2 separate regions of the Homo sapiens genome follow, and region 2 is linked to region 1. A link is a loop called in an ENCODE intact Hi-C map of the cell type or tissue named here. Cell type or tissue: psoas muscle. All regions are shown on one strand. Each heading gives the region's core, and the rest is flanking DNA. Links, peaks and the distances in the headings are about the cores only. Region 1 overlaps RSPH9 (radial spoke head component 9). Region 2 overlaps LOC105375070 (a long non-coding RNA gene).

The links. A loop is a pair of places that touch in the nucleus more often than their neighbours do. Peaks named below come from ENCODE experiments on the same cell type or tissue, not always from the same donor. Only the 100,000 strongest peaks of a DNase experiment are listed, where the experiment ranks them.
Region 2: a loop joins it to region 1, with 2.2 times the contacts of the local background. A loop is called at or near these places in 4 of 110 quality-filtered maps.

What each region holds. Positions count from the first base shown.
Region 1 is chr6:43,663,961-43,671,960 of GRCh38, forward strand. It overlaps RSPH9 (radial spoke head component 9), which reads left to right. Exons shown (of 5, transcript NM_152732.5): 5 at 6,829-8,000. The coding sequence ends at 6,989. It overlaps MRPS18A (mitochondrial ribosomal protein S18A), which reads right to left. Exons shown (of 6, transcript NM_018135.4): 6 at 7,242-7,946. The coding sequence ends at 7,802. Among named protein-coding and RNA genes, the nearest start is that of MRPS18A, 20 kb to the right of the region's middle. RefSeq lists enhancers at 3,127-3,196, 3,817-3,966, 4,587-4,676, 4,767-4,926, 7,533-8,000 and a silencer at 6,101-6,340. In psoas muscle, for the core only: CTCF peaks have their summits at 3,444 (motif pointing right) and 4,486 (motif pointing right); DNase peaks (open chromatin) are centred at 3,461, 4,481, 5,281 and 5,681; H3K4me3 peaks cover 1,740 bases; H3K27ac peaks cover 4,269 bases.
Region 2 is chr6:43,808,733-43,824,624 of GRCh38, forward strand. All of the region lies in intron 1 of LOC105375070 (a long non-coding RNA gene), which reads left to right. Among named protein-coding and RNA genes, the nearest start is that of LINC02537, 36 kb to the right of the region's middle. RefSeq lists enhancers at 8,372-8,421, 8,542-8,601. In psoas muscle, for the core only: a CTCF peak has its summit at 8,666; DNase peaks (open chromatin) are centred at 4,669 and 8,629.

The DNA of each region.
Region 1 (8,000 bases), core at 1-8,000:
AGAGGTGGCAGTGAGCCGAGATCACGCCACTGCACTCCAGCCTGGGTGACAGAATGAGAATGTCTCGAAAAAAAAAAAAAAAGAGTTTGAAAAATTGTGAAAACTACCAAAATGTGACACAGAGATACAAAGTGAGCATATGCTGTTGGAAAAATGGCACTGATATACTGGCTTTACACATGCAAACCTTCAATTTATAAAAACTGCAGTGTTTGTGAAGAGCAATATATCAAAGTAAACCTGTGATGATGATGATGATGATGATGATTATTTTGAGACAGAGTTTATTTATTTGAGACGGAGTTTCTCGCCCAGGCTGGAGTGCAGTGGCATGATCTCAGCTCACTGCAGCCTCTGCCTCCCGGGTTTGAGTGATTCTACTGTCTCAGCCTCCTGAGTAGCTGGGACTACAGGCGTGAGCCACTGCACCTGGCCTTATTATTAATTTTTTTAGTGGCAGAAAGTCCTTAGAGATGAGTTGGGGCAGGCCTAGGAGGGCCTAGAAGGCCAAGGCAGTAGAAGCTGCTGGTGGCTTGTGAGCAGGTCTGTGACAATAAGGCAGTGGTACACAGGTGGAGCGAGACAGGGCAAGGCAAACCAGGAATCATGAGGCCATTTCAGGGCTACTGCAGTGCCCCAGGGGCCAGGCAATGGTTCTGAGTGGGTAGGAGCTGCCACCAAGGAGTGGCCATTTGGGCTTCCATCATACAGGAACATCTGAGTCAAGCTACTCTGAGCAGGGCCAGTGCTGTAGTGACAGAGAGGAGGGTCTCCGGACAAGTAGGGGGATATGAAGAGGGTCTATAGGGGTTGGGGCATTTCTCGCCCATCAGACATACTTCTCAGACTCCCCTCATCTCCTCCATCTCTGCTCCCAGACTTGTCAGGAGGCTGAGGGTGCTGTACGTCCCTCGTTGACAAAGGGAGCCTGGAACGGCGGTGGTGATGGAACCTCAGAGCCAGGGGCTGAGGGGTGGGCCTACAGAAGTCCTCTTCATTCCCCTAATCTGAGGGCAGCAGCCCTGTCCCCTGATTCAGGGTGTGTCTGGCAAGCCCTTTGCAGCCTTCTTACCTGCAGCTGGATGCTCCAGAATCAGAAGATGAAACTCTCCTTTGTGCTGGGTGAGAGGGGCTGGTGCAGTAGTGCTGCTTTGCCCGTGGAGCCTCATCCACTGTGCAGCAAGAGGGGTGAAGAGGGTGATAGAGCTTCTGCAGCCAAGACCAAAGCCAGCTAGATGGGGTGGGGCCCAGCAAAGTCTTCCTAAGGGAACACCATCAGCCCTATCTGCCCTCTGCTGTCTCGGGTAAGGTGGACCCTGGAGGCAGCTGTCTTTCCTTGCAACAGGAGAAGTAAAATGTGGAGCTTTGGAGTCTTCCTAAAGGCTGCTGGGGTTGGGGCTGGGCAAGGTGGCCCATGCCTATAATTCCAGTGCTTTGGGAGGCCAAGGTGGCAGAATCGCTTGAGCTTAGGAGTTTGAGGTTACTTGTGATTGGCCACCATTGCATTCCAGCCTGGTGAGCCACTCTGATGTGTCCAGTTGGCAAGTGAATTCATCAGGCCTATGGGAGGTGTGGCATCTGGGCCTGGCAGGTGGGTGAGCTGCAGTGACCCAAGGCCCTAGGCATCCTGCCCTGATGGTGACCTCAGGGCTGCAGGATCAGCTGCTGGCTTCACTTCCCAGTCCACCCCACCATGTTGCTTTATGAGCTGGAACCTTGGAAGCTGAGGACTCCTGGCATTTCCTGGGCATGTGGGCCTCAGGGGAGGGATGCTCCTGGCCTTACCTTGGGAAACCTCCCCATACTCTTCAGGTCCTTCCTCCCAGAGCCACTACTACCAGTTTTTCTTTCTTTCTTTCTTTCTTTTTTTTTTAATTTGACAGGGTCTCACTCTGTTGCCCTGGCTGGAGTGCAGTGGCCAGTGGGATGATCTTGGCTCACTGCAACCTCCGCCTCCCAGGATTAAGTGATCCTCCTGCCTCAGCCTCCCGAGTAGCTGGGACTACAGGTGTGGACCACCATGCCTGGCTAGTTTTTGTATTTTTTGTAGAGATGAGGTTTCACCGTGTTGCCCAGGCTGGTCTTGAACAACTCAGCTCAAGGGATCCACCCACCTCAGCCTCCCAAAGTGCTGGGATTACAGGCATAAGCCACCGTGCCCAGCCTAGGCCCACCTTTTTCTCACGATGGTTCGATGAGGGTCATGGCGATGGAGTGGAAGTGTGGATGGTCACAGGAGAGCGGACAGCTCTGATTTTCCTCCCCGGTCCCCTTTCCTTATCAGCTAGGAAAAGAGCAGTCTGAGCTGCTTGGAGGCTCCCCTGCCAGGCAGGCAGCAGCTGGGCTGGGCTGCTAATTGGGGCCAAAATCCCAAGGAAGAGTTCCCTGGGACACCAGGACTGGCTGGAGGGATGGGATTTGGCAGCTGTTTTCTGGCCAGTTAGGATAACTGTTTCCTTTCAGGGTCTGAGGCAGTTGTTCAGGGTGACTTCACGTGGCTTCTGAGCAGGTGTGGTTTTGGTTGGCCCTGTTCCTGGGACTCCTGCTCTGTGTCCATGAGGTAGGCCAACGACTCCGCATCTTGTCCCTTGGCCAAAGTGACAAGAGACACCTTGGCTGAAGAGAGGAGTGGGAGAGCTGTTGTCCTCATGAGTTGTCATGCCGTGTCCAGGGATCCGCAAAGTTCCATGGGAGTGGGTAGCTGGTTCTGGGGTGGCAGGACCATCCTCCTGCCGGATCCAGGGTAATGACTAAGAGTTCTCTGACCTTGGGCTGCAGCCAGGTGGCATAGATGCAGCCGTGGGTCAGGAGGCCATATATATACATATATTTGAGACAGAGTCTCGCTGGAACCTCAGCTCATTACAACCTCTGCCTCCTGGGTTCAAGCAATTCTCCTGCCTCCGTCTCCCAAGTAGCTGGGATTACAGGCGCATGTCACCACGCCTAATTTTTGTATTTTTAGCAGAGATGAGGTTTCACCATGTTGCCCAGGCTGCTCTCGAACTCCTGACCTCAGGTGATCTGCCCACCTCAGCCTCCCAAAGTGCTGGGATTACAGGCGTGAGCCAGCACGCCCGGTCAGGAGCCTAGATTCCTAGGTAGTATCTTGCCATTCGATGCTCCCTGAACATCCACTATATCAGCAAATAGCCACTGAGCAGCTACAACAGGCACCTGTGATGCCCTTGGAATAAGAAAAACACCTCCCTTGCCTCAGAGGTTTGGGAAGATCAAATGAAACAGAGGATGGGAAAGGGAAATGTAAACTAGAGGGTGCCTTGCAAGCATCGGTGTCCTGGGAGGTAAAGGAGGAGGGCTGGAGGGCCACTGCTCCTCTCCTTGCTCCACTCTGGGCTGGTGCAAAGGTCTCAGAATTGCCAGGTGCACACAGGCTGGGGCTCCTTCCCAAGCAATTCCTCAGCAGCAATGCTCAGTTCAGGCAGCAGAGGGCAGCAACGCGCCTGCCTGCCTACCTGGAAAGCAGCCTTTGAAAGCTGCTGCTGGTGGTGGTTGAGGACCGGGAAGGGGGCGAGTGAGGCGGGCATGGGCGCGGGGGGGAACATGGTGCCCAGGGTCAGCCTTCCCTTCGGGATGTGCGCAGGTGGCTCTTCCTGCCCCAGTTCCTTGGAAGCCTGGCTGACAAGTGTTCAGCCTTCTGGGCCACGGGGCCTGCCTTTGCTACTCGATTTGATACGGGTCTGGCAGCCAGAGGTTTCTCCCTCCTCCTCCTCCTCTGTCCTCAGGCCTCTAGGGGGTATATGATTCTTGTGGCCCTTGTAGGGGATGGGGGTGCCTCTCCCACTGGGAACCCATGGCCATTTTTTTTTTGTATGTGACAAAAATTTTGTTGGTGCTCATCTGAGAGGGTTTGAGCCATCTGTTGCCCCTGGACAGCCCTGGTCCCCAGCCTGGCCTACTGTCCCTCGATCTTAATCCCAGAGCTGCCTTTCTTCCAGGATGGCAGGAGAATGTAATTAGAGTAAGTACGCCCTAGCCTGAGGTTTCCATACTAGCAAGGTGGGTGAGACCCTGTGGGCCCAGGAAACCCAGGAGGAACCCCTCCTGATTTACCAACCTGTACCCATCACATCCTCAAAACACAGCTTCTGGAGAAGAGTGGCTGCTAGGGGGCAGGAGGGATTTGGGGAGAGAAGAGAGAGCGGGGGCTGTGAACCTGCAGCACCAAGTCTGCAGGGGGCTTTTCCCCGAGTCCTGGAGGCGGTGACAGCAGCTGGCTGGGCTCAGCCTGTTCAGCAGTTGCAGTAAGAAAGTGGGTGAAGGTGACAGCAAGTGCTTGGCTCTTCAGGTAGATGCTACGTGACTCCTGGCACGTTGAGTCTGTGTTTCCCGGGCGACCAGCTGAGCCAGGGACGATGAGAGGACAGGAGTGTGACAGGAATGCGAGGGAGGGAGGCAGTGCTGTTTTCTGGCTGGCCCTACATGCCGCTACCGTACTCCACCAGCACCCTCCCGCCTGCGCAGCACTGCCCCCTGCCAGGCGGGGGCACTGTATTTCCCTAGCTCCCCTGCCAGTTTCTCCTTGCTCTCTGGGTAGGAGCCCCTGCTGATAGGCCTAGGCCACTTCGTCCAAGAACACTGCCCCCCGCCCCCTGCATTATCTACTGGAGGCAAGAGGTGGCCAAAGCCTAGGCAGGCAGGCTGGTGTGAGGGCAGGGCAGGACCAAGCCCTTGCCCAGGCATGCCAAGGTGCTGGCAACAATGAACTGACAAGGGTCTAGGTTGGAGGACTCCAGGATTCCATTTTCTCCAGGGCAGCACCTAGCCCAGGCAGGCTGCAAGCTGCCCTCCCTCAGTAGGCAGATAGAGATGAGGCAGTCTGGTCTTAGTTCAAGGGGCTGAGGGACTGTCTTTATGGAGCCTGGTCCCTGACGATACTCTAGGCTGGTGGGGTGACCAAGTGAGGGAATCGGATCTCCCTGGGTCTGTGCTTCTTGTCCAAGGCTGAAGCAGTGGAGTTGGAACACTCTGTCCTGTTGGACCCCCACCCTCATCAATCCTAAACAATCTGTTTTCTGGAGATGCATGACCAGGAAAGTACCAGGCTAGGGACTCTCAAACTCTGAGGGCAGGTCTGAGAGGCAGAGGACCTCAAGCACCCAGAGAAAAGTTTTAAGAGTCAGGGGAAATACTCCTTCTCAGGGGCAGTGTTCCAGCCGGAGCCCCGCTAACACAGGGGCACTACTTTCTTCTTGATGTTGTCCAGCAGGCACTGTGTGGGCTGGAGGGGGCTGACGTCATCCTTTGCATGGGCGATGGCACTTGGTGCTGGCCACTGCACGGTGCTAAAGTGAGCTTTGCGATTGGCTTCTCCCTGAGCAGGACCAGGGACAGCCAAACTATATACGCCCAGAAAACTTTGGTTTTGACCTGGGCAGGCGGCTGCACCCTGAGTAAGGGTGCATGAGCTGCCATGAGGGTCAGGGGTTCCTGGCAATCAGGTTTCTTGGATGCAGGGTGGCCCCCAGTGGGTGGGCACTGAGTTGTGAGGCTGCAGGGTGTGGAGTGACTAGGGTGAACCATGGTTGGAGGTGGCCCGTGGGAAGCTGGGGCAGCAGGAGCCAAGCAGCCAGGCTGAGCTGGCAGCTGATGAAGGCCTCAGAGAAGCTCTCAGCGCATGGCTGGCTGGTCCAACACCAAAACTTTCAAAGCATTTGCCTTTCTGGCAGGGCCTGGAGCAGGGCTGTGGCTGGGCCGGGAGAGGCCTCAGTGCGCAGGGGAATAGAAGCCCCAGATCTGCATCCAGAGGCGATTTTCCCAGGCTCCTTCCTCCCACACTGTGGCTCCCTCCCTCGGTTCTGGAGCTTAATCAGGCCCTTCCAGCCAAGTCCTCATGGCTGCACGACTCAGCCCTGAGCTGGGCTGCTCCTGTGTGGGGAGACAAAAACCAGGGCAGAACCTAGGACAAAGGCTCATTAGGGGCAGCCCAAGTCCCCTCCCACCAAGGATGGCTCCCAGTCTACCAGCTGCCAGAAAGGGCCATTGAGCTAGGAGGCCTGAACTGCCCAAATTTCTATTTGAGCCTTCCTTTCCTGGTCTGGTCTAATCCAACTCAGGAGAGGCTTCAGGAAATGGGGAAGACACAGCAAAATGGCAAGTAGTGGCAAACCACACTAGAACTGGTGACTGCACTAGGTATAGTGTGGGAGGAGCTGGTGTCTCCCTTGGCCCAGCCCAACTCCCCTCTGCCTGTGGATTGGATTCAGCCTCCTCCCCCACTCAACCTTTAGCTAGACTTGCTGACAGGAACAAAACAGACTGGTTTGAGTTTCGCCTCTTTTCATTTCCTTTGCCCTCCCTCTGAAAGTGGTTTTAATGAGCAGTGAGATGGCTAAAAGGGCTGGGCGTGGTGGCTCACATCTGTAATCCCAGCACTTTGGGAGGCCAAGGTGGGAGGATCGCCTGAGCCCGGGAGTTTGAGACCAGCCTGGGCAACACAGTGAGGCCCCATCTCTACAAAAAATCAGAAAAGTTAGCTGGGTATGGTGGTGCATGCCCATGGTCCCAGCTACTCTGGAGGCTAAGGTGGGAGGATTGCTTGAGCCCAGGAGTCAAGACTGCATTGAGTTGTGATTGCGCCACTGCATTCCAGCCTGGGTGACAGAGTGAGACCATGTCTCTTAAAACGAAAAGAATAATGGCTAAAAGACAATCAGGGAGTAAAGCATCTGGAGAATTAAATGGTCTCTCCCCAGTGGAACCATAGCACCTGGGCCTGGCTGCCCAAGGAGCCAGGGGCCACAGCATGAAGGGCAGAGCTGTGGCTCCAGCAGCACCAGGCCTCACCTCCTGCCTGTCTTATCTCAGGGTCCTGGAGCATCCAGATGGAGAGGGGCAATGCCCTGGTGGTGCTGCGCAGCCTGCTCTGGCCGGGCCTCACCTTCTACCATGCTCCCCGCACCAAGAACTATGGCTACGTCTACGTGGGCACTGGCGAGAAGAACATGGACTTGCCCTTCATGCTATAGAATGGGAGCCAGCCTGGATGTTTTTAAACAGAGTCTAAACATGATTTTCTTAAGCTTCAGTGAACTTGGCCTGCCTGTTCTGTCCTATCTTCTTAACTCCACCTCCGTCTGGTTCCAGATTCTGAAAGGCCCACTGAGCCAGGGAGCTCATTTCTAAACCAAGTGGCAGAGGGGTTGGAATGTGCTAATGAAAGAGATTCTAGACAACGATGGGTGGAAATGGCTGTGGGAGAAGGTGACAACCAGGGCCCCTTTGAGGAACGCAGTTTCTTGGATTCACACGAGAGCGGCAAGTGTGTCAGGCAGCCCACCTTGGCTCCCTGCAGCTCTCCCACAGTAAGGAGCTCACAGCTGTCATGAAGAGGATGGGACCTGTTTGGCCCATGAATTCAATTGACTCATTGGCCCCATCACAAGAGATCAGTGACTCAATGCTCAGCACCCAGCTGGCAATGTGCCCAGGACCCCCTGCACTTCCCAAGCAGTGAGCGCACACCCAATGGGTAAGCCCATGAACCCAGTTTATGACACTGCGTTGGGCAAAACTCCTGTCCCCAGCACTGAGCATGGCCTAAGCCCCATAGCAGCTGGCAAGGGACCCAACTGCCCTGCCTGCCTCTAGCTCCCAGCATTGCTACTGTGCAGGCCAAGGGTACTGAAGTTAGTCCCACTGTCCCCTGTCCATGCATGTTGGAGGGACCAGGCCATCGTGGTGGGGTGGGACAGGAGTATAGTTGTGGCCAAGGGCTTGTGAGTGGGCCTCCTACTCCCCAGCACAGGTGCAGGAGGAACTCTGGAAGCACTGCTCTCTGTCAGTGATACAGCTTCCAAGGTGTTCTTGAGTAGCAGACATTGTCCCTCAGAAGGGGTGACCCCACGGGCATGCGCACCCTGTTCCAGCGGGGGCCTTTTTTGTAGATGGGCTTGACGGAGCCAGGAGCCCAGCGCGTCAGGTACCTGTGGAGGGAGAACAAAGAGGTGCCTGTGAGGGCTGGGGGCCCAAGCTGGACG
Region 2 (15,892 bases), core at 3,918-11,917, 150 kb after region 1:
CAACAGAACAAGAGCCTATCTCAAAAAAAAAAAAGGAATTTCTTCATTTTAAATATTTTAAATGTTAAATAATCTTGCTTGTCCTTTTATCTATTGATGGACCCTTGGGTTGCCTCCAGCTTCGGGTTATTGTGAATAATGCTGCTATGAACATGGGTGTACAAGTATCTCTTTGAGACCTGGCTTTCAATTCTTTTGGGTTTACGTATACACCCAGAAGTGGAATTTCTGGATCCTATGGCAATTCTATTTTTAATTTTTTGAGGAACCATTATACATATTTTCCACAGTGGCTGCACCATTTTACATTCCCACTAACAGTGCAGAGTGTTCCATTTTCTCCATATTCTCTGCTTTCTGCATAGTAGCCATCCTGATGGGTATGAAGTGATATCTCATTGTGGTTTTGATTTGCATTTCCCTAATAATTAGTGATGTTGAGCATCTTTTCATGTGCTTATTGGCCATTTGTATATCATCTTTGGAGAAAGGTCTACTCAAGTCTTTTTGCCCATTTTTGAATTTTTGTTGCTGTTATTGGGTTTTAGGAGTTCCCTATATATTCTGGGTATCAATCCTTTACCAGATATATAATTTGCAAATATTTTCTCCCATACTGTGGACCACTTTTTTACTCTGTTGGTAGAGTCTTTTGATGCACACAAGTTTATACTTTTCATGAATGGCCCTAGTTCTTGATGCTGTGCATGTGGCTCCTTCATCTGGGGTTCTGAAGTGACTCACACCTACACTGCTTCTACGTCTGTCTCCCTGTGTTTATCTGGATGACGTCACCCACCAGGCAAAGAACTCGTTAAGGGCCAGCACCAGCATAGGGCCTGGCATGTAGTGGGTGCTCAGCATGTGTTCGGTGAATGGGTGAATTTGACCTACGTGTGATAACAGATGATTTAAGCTGGGGGTGGGCAGGTGGGAGAGATAAGGAGGCCCCAGCCCCATGCGGAGAATGGGCACATGATGACCTGCCACTGCCATACAGAAGGCGGATGGAGAGCAACATGGCTGGAGCGAGGGCCCTGGAGCCAGAGTGCCAGATTCCAAACCTGGCTCGTGGCTATGCAGCCTTGGCAGGTTACTCAACTCTCATACGCCTCCGTGTCTTTGCCATCTTTGAAATGGGAATAATAATGTTATCTAGCTTAGAAGGTTGGTTGAAAGGATCAAATGACATGAAAAGCACTGAGGACAGAGCTTAGCACCTCATAAACACTGTGCTGATGCTGGCTGTCATTATTATGATGTTACAGTCTCAGCTCTTTGGGGGCATAGAATACATTTTCTACATCTCTTATGGCCCAGCACCTAAACACAGTGCCTGATCCAGAGCTGGCACTCAGCCAGTATTTGTTAATCAAATTAAATTGTCTTTTGTCGTGCAGGCAGTCCTTCCTCATGCCACCCTCAGTTTCTTCTGTTGCAGCTCTGAGCCCCTATCAGTCCTGTTCTCCGGCATCCTGCTGCACACTGGGTCTTCGTCTCCCCCTGCCCTGCAGGGGCCCCTAGCAAGGGAAACTGCTGGTTCTCAGACCTTCATGAAGGGCTCCTGGGGCTGGGCTGGGGCAAGGGCTGAGTGAGCTGCGGCAGCAGGTTTGTAACCTCGAATCTGGCCACACTTCGTCCATGTGAACAGTCACTTCTCCAGGTGTGGACTCAGGTGGAGGTGGCAGGTCAAGAGGAGGGGCTGGAGGAGGGCTGTTGCTCTCCCCTTTCTTTGTCCTCTGTGTCCCCTGCCCCAAGTCACAGAATCATGGATTCTCAGGGCTGTTCTGCTCCCACAGAGGGGCCCAGGACATTCTGTGTCTGTTCTCCTTACACCTTGCTGGCTGCCTGGTTCACTCTTGGTATCAGGGGATCAGAGAGAAGACCATGAGGCCTTCTGTAGAGTGCTGGCCTTGTCTTCCGTCACAGTCTCTCTGATGTGATTATTTTGGCTGGTTCCTTGGCATCGTTGTTACTCTCAGAGGCACCCTGGAGCCAAAAGCCTTGGAGCAAAAGCGGGAGACATCCCTGATCCTTCGCTGCGTCCAGTGGCAATGGGCAGACTCCTGCGGAGGCCCCACTGTCCTCCATTCCCTGGTCAGTTACTATGAATTTGACTATCCCATGTATCTCAAATAAGTGGAATCATACAGTATTTGTCTTTATGTGACTGGCTCAGTTCACTTAGCATGATGTCCTTGAGGTTCATTTATGTTGTAGCCTGTGTCAGAATTCCTTCATTTTTTGCCTGGGCGACATAGTGAGAACCCCCTATCTGAAAAAAAAAAAAAAAAAAGAAAAAAAAAGAAAAAAAAAGAAAAAGAAGAAAGAAAGAAAAAGAAAAGAAAAAAATTGCCGAGTGTGGTGGCACACATGATGCTGCGCATGTGGCTCCTTCATCTGGGGCTCTGAAGTGACTCATGCCTACACTGCCTCTACATCTGTCTCCCTGTGTTTGGTGAATGGGCAAATTTGACTTACGTGTGATGACAGATGATTTAAGCTGGGGGTGGGTGGGTGGGAGAGATAAGGAGGCCCCAGCCCCATGCAGAGAATGGCACATGATGACCTTGGTTTATTTAAAGTGGAGTGCTGCCATGGCCAGCTGTGCCCCAGGGGTGCCAGGCCTACACAGGCCTAGGCGGTCAGCTGTGCCCTCTGCCCAGGGCTCAGCCTTTACTAGGTTTCTGATGTCCTTATGCTCTGACATCACCTCAGGTCCTGTGACTTACCCCCCTCCCACTCAGCAGGGACCTTGTTCTGAAGACTTTGGCCTTTTCTTGGATGCTCTCGGGCAGTGTGGCAGGTGGTGTCAGGTGGCAGTGGGTGATGGGGAGGCTTGGAGGCTGGCTGGGGGCTGGGGGTGGAGAGGTACCACTTTGTCCTGCATGGCTGGCTCTGGGTGTAAGTGCAGTGAGTCACACCTTTCAGGTAGTGGTGAGGAGAGAGGGCAGTGCATGGACCTTGGGTATGTGTGGGTGTGGGGTTCACACCCCATATGTTCCCATCTTCTGAGAAGTCTAATGGCTGATCTGCATCTGCATGTACTGTGGGACAGGCTTGCATAGGACTGTGTGACTTGTGGGTGTGAGTGTGGGGATGTGAGGATGGGGGTTACATGTGCCTGTGGATTTCCAGTGAGTACACCTGTCTTAGACCTGAGGGATCTGGGTCTGTGGGCAGAGGTAGTGACATGCCATACAGGGCCAGTGGGAGTGTGTGCACTCGGTGAGTGTGGGGTGCGTGGGGTTGGTCTATGGTGGTGATGGGATAGGTATTGAGTGTGATACTGGGCTTGGGGGTTGGGGGTGAGTAGAGGTCACAGTAGAGAATGACCACAAAATTTCAATGTACCTTGATCTGTCTTTATTTTAATTTAAGCTCGGCCTCTGCCAGGGCTCAGGTTGCTGGGTAATTGTTGGTAGTAGGGGCAGAATTTAGGGCCTGAAGATGTCCTTGGAGGAGGGAGACATGCCACCTTCAGCAATGGTGCCTCAAGCAGTCAGGGTCAAGCTTGGCAGGTGGGGATGTAGGAGGTGCCAGGGAGGTCAGGGGTAGTGGTGCTAACATCCTGGCCTCTTGTCTCTGTGTGTTTCCAAATGACTGTGTGTGTGTGTGTGTGTGTGGGACATGTTTTGTGTCTGGTGTGTTTTTATGTATACCCATGAGAGCCTGTGATGTCTCTACATGTCACTTTTGACCTCAAATGTGTGTGACCTCAAAAGCGACTCAAATGTCTGTGTCTTCATGTGTGTGTATCCATGAGTGGTGCCACTGTATTCTATTTTATTTTTTGACTGAAGGAACATGCCACAGTCACATTTTAAAAATTGTACAAACAGAAACAACATTCTAGAACTAAATTTCAACAGTCACTGGTATAAATAAATGCCTTTGATATATTGTTCAAACCTAATTTCCTTAAGCGACTAAAAATATGAATTTTTTGTAATAATTTATTTCTTCTAATAATAAAATGAATCATATTGTGATCAGATGCCTTTATTATCACCATCTGAAAATAGTATTTATTTAATTATTCATTCCCTTTCTTCCCCACTAGGATGTAATCTTTGTGAGGGCAGGGGTTTATTTATTTATTTATTTAAGAGACAGAGTCTTGCCCTGTTTCCCAGGCTGGAGTGCAGTGGTATGATCATAGCTCACTGCAGCCTCCTGGGCTCAGTGGACCCTCCTGTCTCAGCCTCCCAAGGCTGGGACTATAGGCACACACCACTGTGCCTGGCTAATTTTTTGGTATTTTTTGTAGAGATGGGGTCTTGCTATATTGCCCAGGCTGGCCTTGAACTCCTGCCTCAAGCGATCCCCCCACTTCAGCCCCTCAAAGTGCTGAGCCATTGGCTTCGGCACTCTGTTCACGAAGAGGCATGAGCCACTGCACCTGGCAAGGGCAGGGATTTTGTCTGTCTTGTTCATGATTGTCTTCCCAAGACATGACCTAGAATAATGCCTGGCATTAGAAGGTGCTGAATAAATATTTTTAGTATAAGTGAAAGGGAAAGTATTTCTGAGAAAATGGCATTTAAGTAGAGGCCTGCAGGATGAGTAGGCGTTAACGAGCCAGGAAGGGGTGAGGACTGTGCTAAGCTGCAGGGACAGTGTGTACAAAGGTCCTGAAGTGCGAAGGAGCAGAGTGCATTCTGAGGAACTGACAGGTGGCGGGTGCAGCTGTGTATGTGTGTGTGTGTGTGTGTGTGTGTGTGTGTGTGTATGGCTTTCTCAGTCATTCGAAGGAGGTTTGAAAGTTGCCAGAGAGTTTTAAGCAAAGGAGTGACATGATTACAGTCATGTTTTAAAACATCCCTCTTGCTGCTGGAGGAGGCTGGATTCTGGGGCGGGGGTGAGAGTGAAAGCAGCAGGGCCAGGTAGGGATCTCAGGCGAGAGAGGGTGATGGCTTGGTCCAGGGCAGCTTCTATGAGGCTGGAGCTCCAAGGATAATCAGGAGTTTTTCAGCAGGAGACTTGGCAGGGTTTTGGTGATGGGCGAGGTGTAGAAGGAGTTCGGAAGGGAAGGAGAGGGAGCTGCTGGGGATGATTCCGAGATTTCTGAGTTGCTTAATTGGCTGGATGGTGAGACCATTTATGGGAATGGAGAATTGATACTTGCTAACGACAGGCACTTTACTGGCTGCTTCGCTCGCCCGGTAATCTTCACGGTCCTCTGAGGTGGGGCAGATGAAAATCCACAAGGAAACAGGGGCTCAGTGATAAAGCCTTTGCTGCAGGACTTACAATTGGTGCGGTGAGGCCCTCCTATCCAATACCATCAAGGCTTGTAGTTGGTTAGTTTGACAAATGATCATAAAGAAAGAAAACCTGTACAATGTAAAGATTTCATTTTAATTGGAGCCCTATGGATGTGCTAACATGTGCCAGCATTTTGATGTATGAATGAAGCCTTCCCCTGGGCACAGGCCCTCCTGTGCCATGAATGGTCTTCTGGCATAAACTAACCCATTATATTCACTTCTTTGGGTTCTGGTTTTGGTTTATTTAAAGTGGAGTGAGAACTTCCTGGCTCTTAAGAACCAATCAAGGGTAGATTCCTTCCAGAATAGGCCCTCCACCCTGCCCGCCAGCACCATTCTTTATAGTCTGTCTCTTCTATGCCTTGCTCAATGGCAATTTTTTCAGCTGTTTCCTGTTACCAAACTCTTCCAAAGTGTTCAACCTGGATTTTTAAGAAAAGAAGAAAACTCTTTCTTTTCACATCATATTTCATTGTTTTGTGTCATATTTTATTAAACTGCATACTTACAATAACAAGCACAACTGGCAAACAGGTTTGGGGACAGAAATAATGGCTTTTGGGACATGCTTGATTTGGCTGGTGGGAGCAGAAATGGGCAGGCACATTGGAGAGCACCCGGCTGGAGCCCTCCATGAGGTGGGCCTCTGTCTGAAGGCTTCACAGGGGGACTGAGGGGTGATGGGTGAGTCCCTAGGCGAGGCCAGTTACCAAATGTCAATGTGGGCGAGTCAGAGAGCTGTCCTTGGGTGATACTTTCTGTGAAGTTTTATAAGAAGCTGAGTTCTGCATTCAGTATTTAGTACACATATTTGGAGCCCCCAGTAATCGATACGAAATGCTATCAGTCTTTAAGTGCTCAACACTGATTAGGTTTTAAAAGTATATTTTGTACCATAAATAATTAGATCTATATTTAATGAGCAGACCTAGGGCACAGGGTGGTGGTTCCTTCTGGAACTTAAGATTTTCCCAAGCCAAGCTCAGGAAAGGCAGGTAGGTATGGCAGTTGGAGTGGGAGTGGCTGACCCAGATGGCCTCTTTGTTAATCAGGTGTCTGTACTTGCCTAGGCCTGGGGCCTGTTCTGAAAGCCAACTTTTTGGCTTCAAGGAAGTTCTATTCCTAAAGAGAGTGAAGGTGAGGTTCTCTGGAACAGCAGAAATCTGGATCCAGATATCAGGGCTAACAGGGTGTGTCCTGTCCTCCAGCCATGGAGGCAGCAGGAGGAGGTGGATGGCGCCTTCTCGATGACCACTTGGCCCAAGGCAACACAGCGGGTGGGGACCTCACCTGTGAGGACTTGCTAGGGCAGAGCATCTGGACTGTTCTCAACTGGCTCTGGGGACCATTTAATCTTTCAGAGGGTGGGGGAAGTGAATGGAAGAAGGAGGGATTGGTTGGAAAAGCTTCAGTGACAGGGCAAACCTGGGCTAAAGGCAACCAGCTGGTCTTGATGGAGTGCACCTGTAGTCCCAGCTACTCAGGAGGCTGAGGTGAGAGAACCACTTAAACCCAGGAGTTCAAGTCCAGCCTGGGCAACATAGTGCAACCCTGTCTCTAAAAAAAAAAAATTTAAAAATTAAAAAAAATTTAAAGTGGACCTGTTCTGTTATTTGTAATCGAGAGGGAAGGGAAGTCATCAGTTTAATTCCTTCGAACCATAATTTATTGAGTCATTGTGTTAGGCTCTGGGAATACTAAGAAAAATAAGACACCATTCCTGCCCTCAAGGAGTCTAGTCATGGAGGCAGATACCAAGATTGTTTTTATGACAGCCCACATCAGTTGGGAATATATTTGGTATCAAGCAACAGAATACCCAACAGACAGTGGCTTGAGCAATAAAGACATTGATCAATATCACATCACTGGAAGTCTGGAGGCAGAGGGTTCCAGCTTTGGTGAAAGGATGACATCAATGATGCTATCAAAACTCAGCCTTTTTCTATCCTTCTGCTCTGCCATCTTCAACGTGTTAATTTTTGTCTCCATGCTTGTTGCCTCCTGGTCACAAGATGGCTGCTATGGTGACTCCTATAATTATATTCAAGGCAGAAAAGAAAAAAGCCAAGGAGAGAAAGGGGCTCTATTTTTATCAGGGAAGAAACGTGTTTCCCAGATACCCCCTCTGAAAATGACCTCTCATGTATCATTGGGCACAACTGAGAGGAAATGCTTCAGGGAGGCTGGGAAACTGAGGGACTAGCAAATAGGAACAGGATGCTGGTGATGTCTTAGATGAAGCTTGACTCATCTTCTGGGCCTAGATACATTGTCACCCGAAAAGGTGAGGTTCTGGTGGCAAGGAAGAAAGGGTGGAGCAGAATCACTGTTAGGTAGGATGAGCAGTGCCTGCCTTGTGTGGTAAGAGCTAGGATAGGCTCAGGATGCAAAGAGAAACCAGAGGAGCAGAGTTGGCCTAACTTGGGGGCTCAGGGAAGGGTTCCTGGAAAAGGTGGCTCCTGAGTGAGTTTTAGAGCAGCTGTATCAAGAACAGTTGCAACGTCATCCTAGGTAGATTGACAGCAGGAGCAGAAGCAGAAATAGACATGTGAAATAACCTAGTATGTCCAGGAAAGTGAGCACAATTAGATATTTAGTTAAGTGATGGGGAGAGAGAGAGACAGAGAGAGAGAGAGAGGAGGTGCAGGTGGAGAGGGGAAGAAACCAGGCCACGGTGGGCTTTGAAAGTCATGCTGTCAACCTTGTCTAACCAATTTATCCTGGCTTCTGCCAGTGCAGGGGCAGGGCTGGCTGTGCAATTTAGAAATATTACTCAATGCTGGTACAGAGATTGGGTGGGTGGGAGAGGCCGTGAGAAGCTCAGAGTGCAGCAGGGAGACCAGCAAGGAGGTTCTTGCAGCCATCCAGATGAGAGCTGTGGAGGGCCTGGAACAGACTTGGGCCTGGAACAGACTTTCCAAAGTCAGACTGCCAATATTTCAGCAAAAAGACAGGCAGGGTTCCATGCCACGAATCTCTGGGTGGGATAGCTGTCTCAAGAGGGCTGGGAAGCTCTCAAAAATGTACATGACACTGTGCAATCCCACACAGGGTAGTCTGCGTCCCAGTAATGAAGGAAGAAGGGAGGTGACCACAGAAATCAGTGTGTGGCAGGAGAGCTCTTTGCCAAATTGCTGTGTTAAGGAGGCTTGAACAGAGAAGGGAAGGACAGATGTGAGACAGGACTACGGGCCTGTAAAGAGAGTTTCTGGAAGATAAAAATAGGTAGAGGTTTGTGAAAGATGCTAGGGGCAACCCAGGCTTGTTTAGCTGTGATCATAGCCAGTCAAGATCAAGGGATCCAGAGGCTGCAGTTGGGCCTGATGACACAGCACGGGTGGGGAGTGTACGAAGAGTAGGGCTCCTTGCTGCCCCCTGGCAGGAGAGCAGCCTGCAAACCCAGAGGGCAGCAGTAGATGACACAGAGGCCCAGGGAGCCCTGGAGGTGGGATGGGCCCTCCCCTCTCCACTGCTGCTGGGGTGTTCAAAGGGCCTCTCCCCATAAAACAACACTTGGGGCACAAAGGAAGCTTGTGAACCAGACTGCTGGGGCCACTTTGTCCCACCTGAGAAAGCCAAGAGCACGGGGGCCTTGAGAAGGGAAAAACGTGGTTCTGAGTTTTAAAAAGAGTCCTGGGCAAGGATCCTTGTGGATTATGGAAGGAGTAGTTAGTGAGCATTAGAAAAGTGGGAAGCTTCTGGATAGCTGGAAACATGGCCGTTCCTGGAGGGCGGTGCGCCCAGGGAGGGCATGGAAGCTCCACGTCCTTCCTGCATACCTTGTCTTACGCATCTGTTCATTGTATCCTTGGTACCCCATGTCTGAAGGACATAAAATGATCTTGACACCTGAAACATCCATGCTGTCCCGGGTGATGTCAGAAAAACACTCTAATGAGGACAGCAGTGCCCAGGAGGGTTCCATAATAAAATGGAAATGGCTTATACAGAATCATGCAACCTGAGGAATGTAAGGAGGAGATATGAGCAGGGAGCCTCATTACACCCTAGGACTGACTGTGGAACTGTGTGAGGAGCTGTGGATCCTACAGTGCTCTCAACTGACCAGCAAATAGCTGCTTGGTTTGTGGATGGCAGTTCCAAGGTAAATGGACAACCTCCTGTTTGGAAGGCTGCTACTATGATCCAAGAAGGTAAAAACTAATCAGCTTGGTGGGCTGAATCACATGCTGCTTTCCTAACAGCGATGGAAGAATTGAACGATGCCAGAAGCCCCTGTGGTTGGGTTTTTACCGACTCATGGGCATTGGCCAATGGCCTGGCCAGATGGTTAGGCAGAAGGGCAATAGAAACCTGGCTTATTGAAGAAATGCCCTTACGGGGCATGGCCCTGTGGAAATCTGAGGGGTGCCTTAAAGTAGAACATGTCAACGCCCACTAAGAAAGCCCCTCTCCATGTTTGCAAGGTGACTGGAATTGACAAGCAGATATCTCTGTTTCTTTGAGGTGTTCACCTGGGTCCTTGAAATGAGCAGAGATGGGGGTGCAGAGAAGGGCTGGATCTAGACATGTTCCTTTTGTACCCTCTCCGGCACAAACTGCTAATAAGACTGTTCTGTTTGTCAGCAAGAGAGCCAGAGACTGCCAATGGCTATGTGGCCATTTCCCTGGTGGGAAGGCCCTAAAGAAAGCTGGCAAGTGAGTGGTACCCTGAGGGGCTACAAGTGGGTCTTGACAGAAATAGACACTGGCTCTGGAGTGGACTTTGCTTACCTGGTGGAAGATGAAAATTTTTAGAGTGCCATAAAAAAAAAAAAAAAAAACCAGAACAGAAAATATCGCATGGATTTGGATGGCCAACCATCCTTTTTTCAGACCAAGGAACACAGTGTACAGCCCATAATATCCAGCAATGAGCAGATAGCTATCCTCCTCAGAGTAAGAGTTTGATAGAGAAGTGGAATGGGCAATTAAAACATCAGTTGCTGGCCGGGAGCAGTGGCTCACACCTGTAATTCCAGCACTTTGGGAGGCTGATGCGGGTGGATCACTTAGGTCAGGAGCTCGAGACCAGCCTGACCAACATGGCGAAACACCGTCTCTACAAAAAATACAAAAATACAAAAAATAAAAAAATTAGCTGGGCATAGTGGCACACACCTATAATCCCAGCTACTCCAGGGGCTGAGGCAGGAGGCAGGAGAATGCTTGAACTCAGGAGGCGGAGATTGCAGTGGGCCGAGATTGCACCACTGCACTCCAGCCTGGGTGACAGAGTGAGACTTTGTCTCAAAAATAAATAAATGAAATAAAAATAAAAATTGGTTTTCTAAGACAAAGTCGAGATGAAAGCACGCAGGGCTGGCTTACATGCCTTCACAAGTGCGTGCTCACCTCAACATGAGTGGGACTGAAGAGGCGTCCCCACTGGGTTTTTCTCTGTTTTTCTGGTTGATCTGGGGAAGATGGGGCAGGGAGGATGCTGGTATGACGATGCAATTCTTGCCAAGGGAGGAGTACACTGGTATAACGACTATATATATTTTTTCTTCCCCAAATCACCTTAAAAATTTTTTTCCCCTGCCTGATGCAGTGGTTCTAGGACCAGGGCTGCAACCAAAAGTGCTGGAAGCAGGGATGATTTCTAAGCAAGACACTGTCACTATGCTTTTAAACCTTACATCAGAATTCTTAAGTGCCTAATGGGGGAGGGTTGTGCCTTTACCCCACCTAGCAAAAGTGGGGCTAAGAGTGAATGCAGCTATATTGCCTGGTGGTAAAAATAGCTCACCAGTTCTGCACCTATGTAACTTTACCCTATCTGAATGGGAGCGAACTGAGGAGGAAGTACTTGCTAAGCTTGTATTGCTGCCTGCAAACTAGACTAGCACAGTGGCGATTCTAATGTCCCTTCCAAAGGTGAAAAAGTTTGGGTATTAATGGAGAGAAGGAGAAACAGTAGCTGAGGGTAAAGGAATGAACAAATGGGTTATAAATGGAGGGAAGTCCAACATTACATTAACACCTTCAAAGAGACTCAGAGCAAGTGACGACATTATTGCTTAGCTCAATTATAACAGATGCCCAAAAGGTGAAAACGATGTTTGCTGAGACCATTCATGCTTTTGGAACCTGACAAGATTGAAAGGAAGCCTACAAGCCTGAGTGGCCTCCCCTGGGAGACATATTCGTACCTTACAATGATTGACTGGACTAATTACTAATGACTGAATGGGATTCTCGCAATGTGGCAGTATGTTTCTTTTTTTTAAACTAAAAGTAATTCCCAGAACTGAGCAGATGTGGCAGTATGTTTTGAGTTGTACATTCTTTTGATGTGAAGGATTCATGTTTGAAAACAAGGGAATGGCCTGTGATATTACGATTGTGTGTGTGTGTGTGTGTGTGTGTGTAGGGTTTTGTCCATGGTTCCTGGCTCATAATTCCCATAGCTTTTGATACAATCTTGATACAGACATAGCCTTTGATACATGGTTGTCATAACATGGTTGTCATAATGTTGGGGTGCTTACAGAATCTTGCTCTCTAAATTTCTCCTGTCCTCCTTTTACCTGCCCAAGGCAAGACTCTAATCTGATTGTAGGTCAAAAGACCCTTATTCCAGAGAGGGTCCTGCCCCATCCTCTGGAGGAAAGAATGCTGCACAGAGAGGCCAAGAAGAATCCAAACAGACAGGCCCTGCTGGGTTCCTACTCTGTATGTTAGTGTGAGATCATACTCTTTTTGTCCAATCATATTTCTACGGAGTTGTCAGTCATGCCTACGTAATGAAGCCTCCATAAAACTCCAAAAGGACAGCATTCGGAGAACTTCCGGATAGCTGAACACGGGGTTCCTGGAGTGTGGCCAGCCCAGGGAGGGCATGGAAGCTCCGTGACCCTCCCCACATACCTTGCCCTATGCACCTCTTCATTGTATCATTTGTAATATTTTTTATGGTACATCAGTAAATGTAAAAAAAAAAAAGACAATAGAAAAGGAAAGAGGTCACCAGGAGCCAGCATGGGCTCCCCACAACTAGTTGTGTCAGGTCAACTGAAAAAATAGGAGTGTTGAGAAATAGATAAGAAATATCCATTGAATCAAATTCAAAAAGCACAAAAGGTATACTATGAAAAGTCTTCCTCTCACCCTTCACTCTTAGCCAAACAGTTCCTCTATATGAATCTGTCTTTCTATATATCTATCATCATCTATCATCTATTTTTAATCTATTATCTATTTATCATCTAATCTTTTTCATCTATCTTTTCATCTACCTATTATCTATGATCTATATAATCTTTTTCATTTATCATCTATCTATCTATCTGTCTATCTATCTATCTATCTATCTATCTATCTAATCTAATCTACCTACCTACCCTTTAAAAAAACAAACTGTAGCATATTTTCCTTGCCATTTAAAAACTCTAACTTTCCTTTCCTCTAACAATGTGTCTTGAAGATTTTTACATAGCAGTGCATGTGAAGCTGCCTCATTCTTTTCATGCTGGTGGAGCACCGTGGTATAGATGCCTCATCATGGATTCAACCAGCCTCCGAAAGTCTCCAGTCTTTGTCTCTTATCAAGATTTCCACAGTGAATAATGCATCATTGCCGACACACAGGGAGTTGTCAACAGGGTTGTATGTCTATATATCACTTCCCACGTGGTTGATACATGTGATATGTATGTGTTTCTGTAGAATAAATACTCAGAGGTGAAATTGTTGAGCCAAAGAATGTATGTGTGTTTAATATTTACAGGTATTGTCAAATTTCCAAATTTCATAGAAGTTGTGGCCATTTTTGAATGTCTGAGGGGGTCTTTTTCCCTATATTTTTGCTGATGGTGTGAAAAGAGAGTAAATGAAAATAAGGAAGACCAGGGTCCAAGGACAAGCCATGAGGCATCCCAGTGTTGAAGAGTTGAGAAGCTGGAAAAAGCCAGCAGGGGAGGCTAAGGAGGAGCATCCAGGGAGGAAGGAGGAAAACCAGAGAGTGTGATGACTTGAAAATCAAGTGAAAAAACCTTTCCATAAGAGAGGGTGGGCCAGGTGCGGTGGCTCACACCTGTAATCCCAGCACTTTGGGAGGCCGAGGCGGGGGGATCACAAGGTCAGGAGATCGAGACCATCCTGGCTAACACAGTGAAACCCCATCTCTACTAAAAATACAAAAAATTAGCTGGGCGTGGTGGTGGGCACCTATAGTCCCAGCTGCTTGGGAGGCTGAGGCAGGAGAATGGCGTGAACCTGGGAGGCGGAGCTTGCAGTGAGCCGAGATGGTGCCACTGCACTCCAGCCTGGGCAACAGAGCAAGACTGCATCTCAAAAAAAAAAAAAAAAAAAAAAAAGAGGGCGGCCAAATGTGACAAATGGTGCCAAAAGGCCAAGTGGAATGAGGACTGAGGATTGATCGTAGGACTGGTACCTTGACCAGAGCACTTTCCAAGAGTGGTGGGGGTGAGCACTTGACCCACCACTAGCTAATGATTCCGACGAGGGCCTAGATGTGATTCTGTTCCCCCTGGGTGGAAAAGCGAGCCATCAGTGAGAGAATCAGGACTCAGAAGAACCAAGACAGGTGGCCACGATACAAGGAAGAATAGAGGACACAGTGATACCAGGTGACATTTCCAGGTCCCAAATGCCAACTACATAATGAGAGAGGGTAAATGTACCTAGTGCAAAAGACTTAGAGAATTTTGACAACTCCCTGTGTGTCAGCAATGATGTGTAGTAATCTGAAGAGCAAGGCAATTATAGGGTGGGTTAATGGACATATCGTATCCAGAATGAGAGAGGCGGTTGGCCCCCTGGGCTCAGCAGCAGCAAGTCCAAATGAGGGGAACTGGGTTCGGCTAGGGGACAGTAAGGTGGGAGACACAGTGGAGTCTGTTCAAGGAGCACACAGGGAGTTAAATAATTGTAAAGGAGGCTTCGTGAGAAATGGGTAAAGAACTAGAATGTTGAGCTTGGAAAAGAATGGACTTGGGGGACCTTCTTTTGCAAGAAGAGCTCTTCTAGGAGGAAGGGACTTAGGTGGGTTGTGTGTCTAAAAATGGTGGAATGCTGGCCAGTTGCAGTGGTTCACGCCTGCAATCCTAGCACTTTGGGAGGCCGAGGGGGAGGATCGCTTGAGGCTAGGAGTTCGACACTAGTCTGGACGACATAATGAGACCCCCGTCTCTACAAAAACAATAAAAAATGATGGGACAAGGCTGAGTGGAAGACGGAAGAAGACAGACATTGTGCCATGCCTTTTCCTACATTTATTTGTGAATTCTATGTGAAAATTTGTAATCTTTGAGTATTCCAAGCCATTTCCAACCCAGGTGTGTTCTCATCTACACCTTGTTGAATGCCTGAATCTTAAGTCTTGAGGAAACAATGCCTCCTCTAAAATCCACCTGAAGGAAATGAGCAACTTCTAATTTGATCACTAATCAGCACAGAGGAGGCTTATAATGGTGGCCACAGGGCTGGGGACTTGGCCTTCCCTGCGCTACCCTGTCACTGACTTGGCAGACAGCGTGACTGGCTGGCTCCTCACATCGCCGCCTATCCCTGCTCCCAAACGTCTGGGCGCTCAGGGAAAATTAGGAGGGAAGGGAGACCTGGCTCCTGTTCTCAGAGAACAGGACAGGCTCTAGGAGCTGGAGCCGGTGTGGTGATTATATCCTGCGCCAGGCAGAAGGCAAAGGGCAGCCTCCAAACTACACTTCCCGTAGCACTCTGGGTCAGTGCTGTCTCATAGAACTATACTGTGAGCCATATCTCTATTTTAAAATTTTCTAGAAGCCTCATCAAAAAGTAAAATGCACAGGTGAACTTGCAATCAATATATGAAAACTTGTTGAGATAATTTACATTATTTTTCATGCAAACACTTCACAATGTGGCATGTATTCCACACCAGAGCATGTCTTGATTTGGGCCAGCCATGTTTCAAATGCTCAACAGCCGCGTGTATGGATGGTGGGGTCTTGGTCAGTCACCTGTCTCACTGGTCCTCCCTTGCATGAAGGAGCCAGGGCTGCCAGTGGGTGTGCAGAGACTTGATGTCACCAGTCTAGTCTGTTCTACTGGTGCCCGCCCAGCTGTGGAAGGGGCTCCTGGGGATCCACAGGGGTGATTTGCTGAGTGCACATTTCTGTCTGGGAAGGGAGCCCATGCCTGTGTGTGCCTGCTGTTTTCCAGTTATGGTAAATATTAACGAAGCAGTGGGAGCCAGGCCCTCCAGGAGGCCTGGGCTCCCCCACGGGGAGGAATGGAGATAATGCTGTGTACCTTAGATAGGGCTTTAAACCTGGCCTCTGAGGCTGCAGGGTTTGAGCTGCCAGGGAAACATGGGCATGACTTTTGTTCCCAGGACCAGGATTCCTTGCTGGGAGATTCTCAGAACCCGCAGACCTCAGGAGTGCCACTTGCCTCCACATTTGCAATGGCCTCACCCCACTTCTTACAGTCTCCCACTCACAACCCACCCTCTTCACTTAAAGAGCTCTTCTCTCCAAATCCACTTGCCAACAAGCCAGCTCAGCCAAACTTAAGGGGATGGGAAACAGATTGGGTTCAGATGATTTCTTTAAAAAAGAAACCCAAACCAATAAGCACGTACTGAGCGCTTGCAGACGCTGGGCTGTCACATA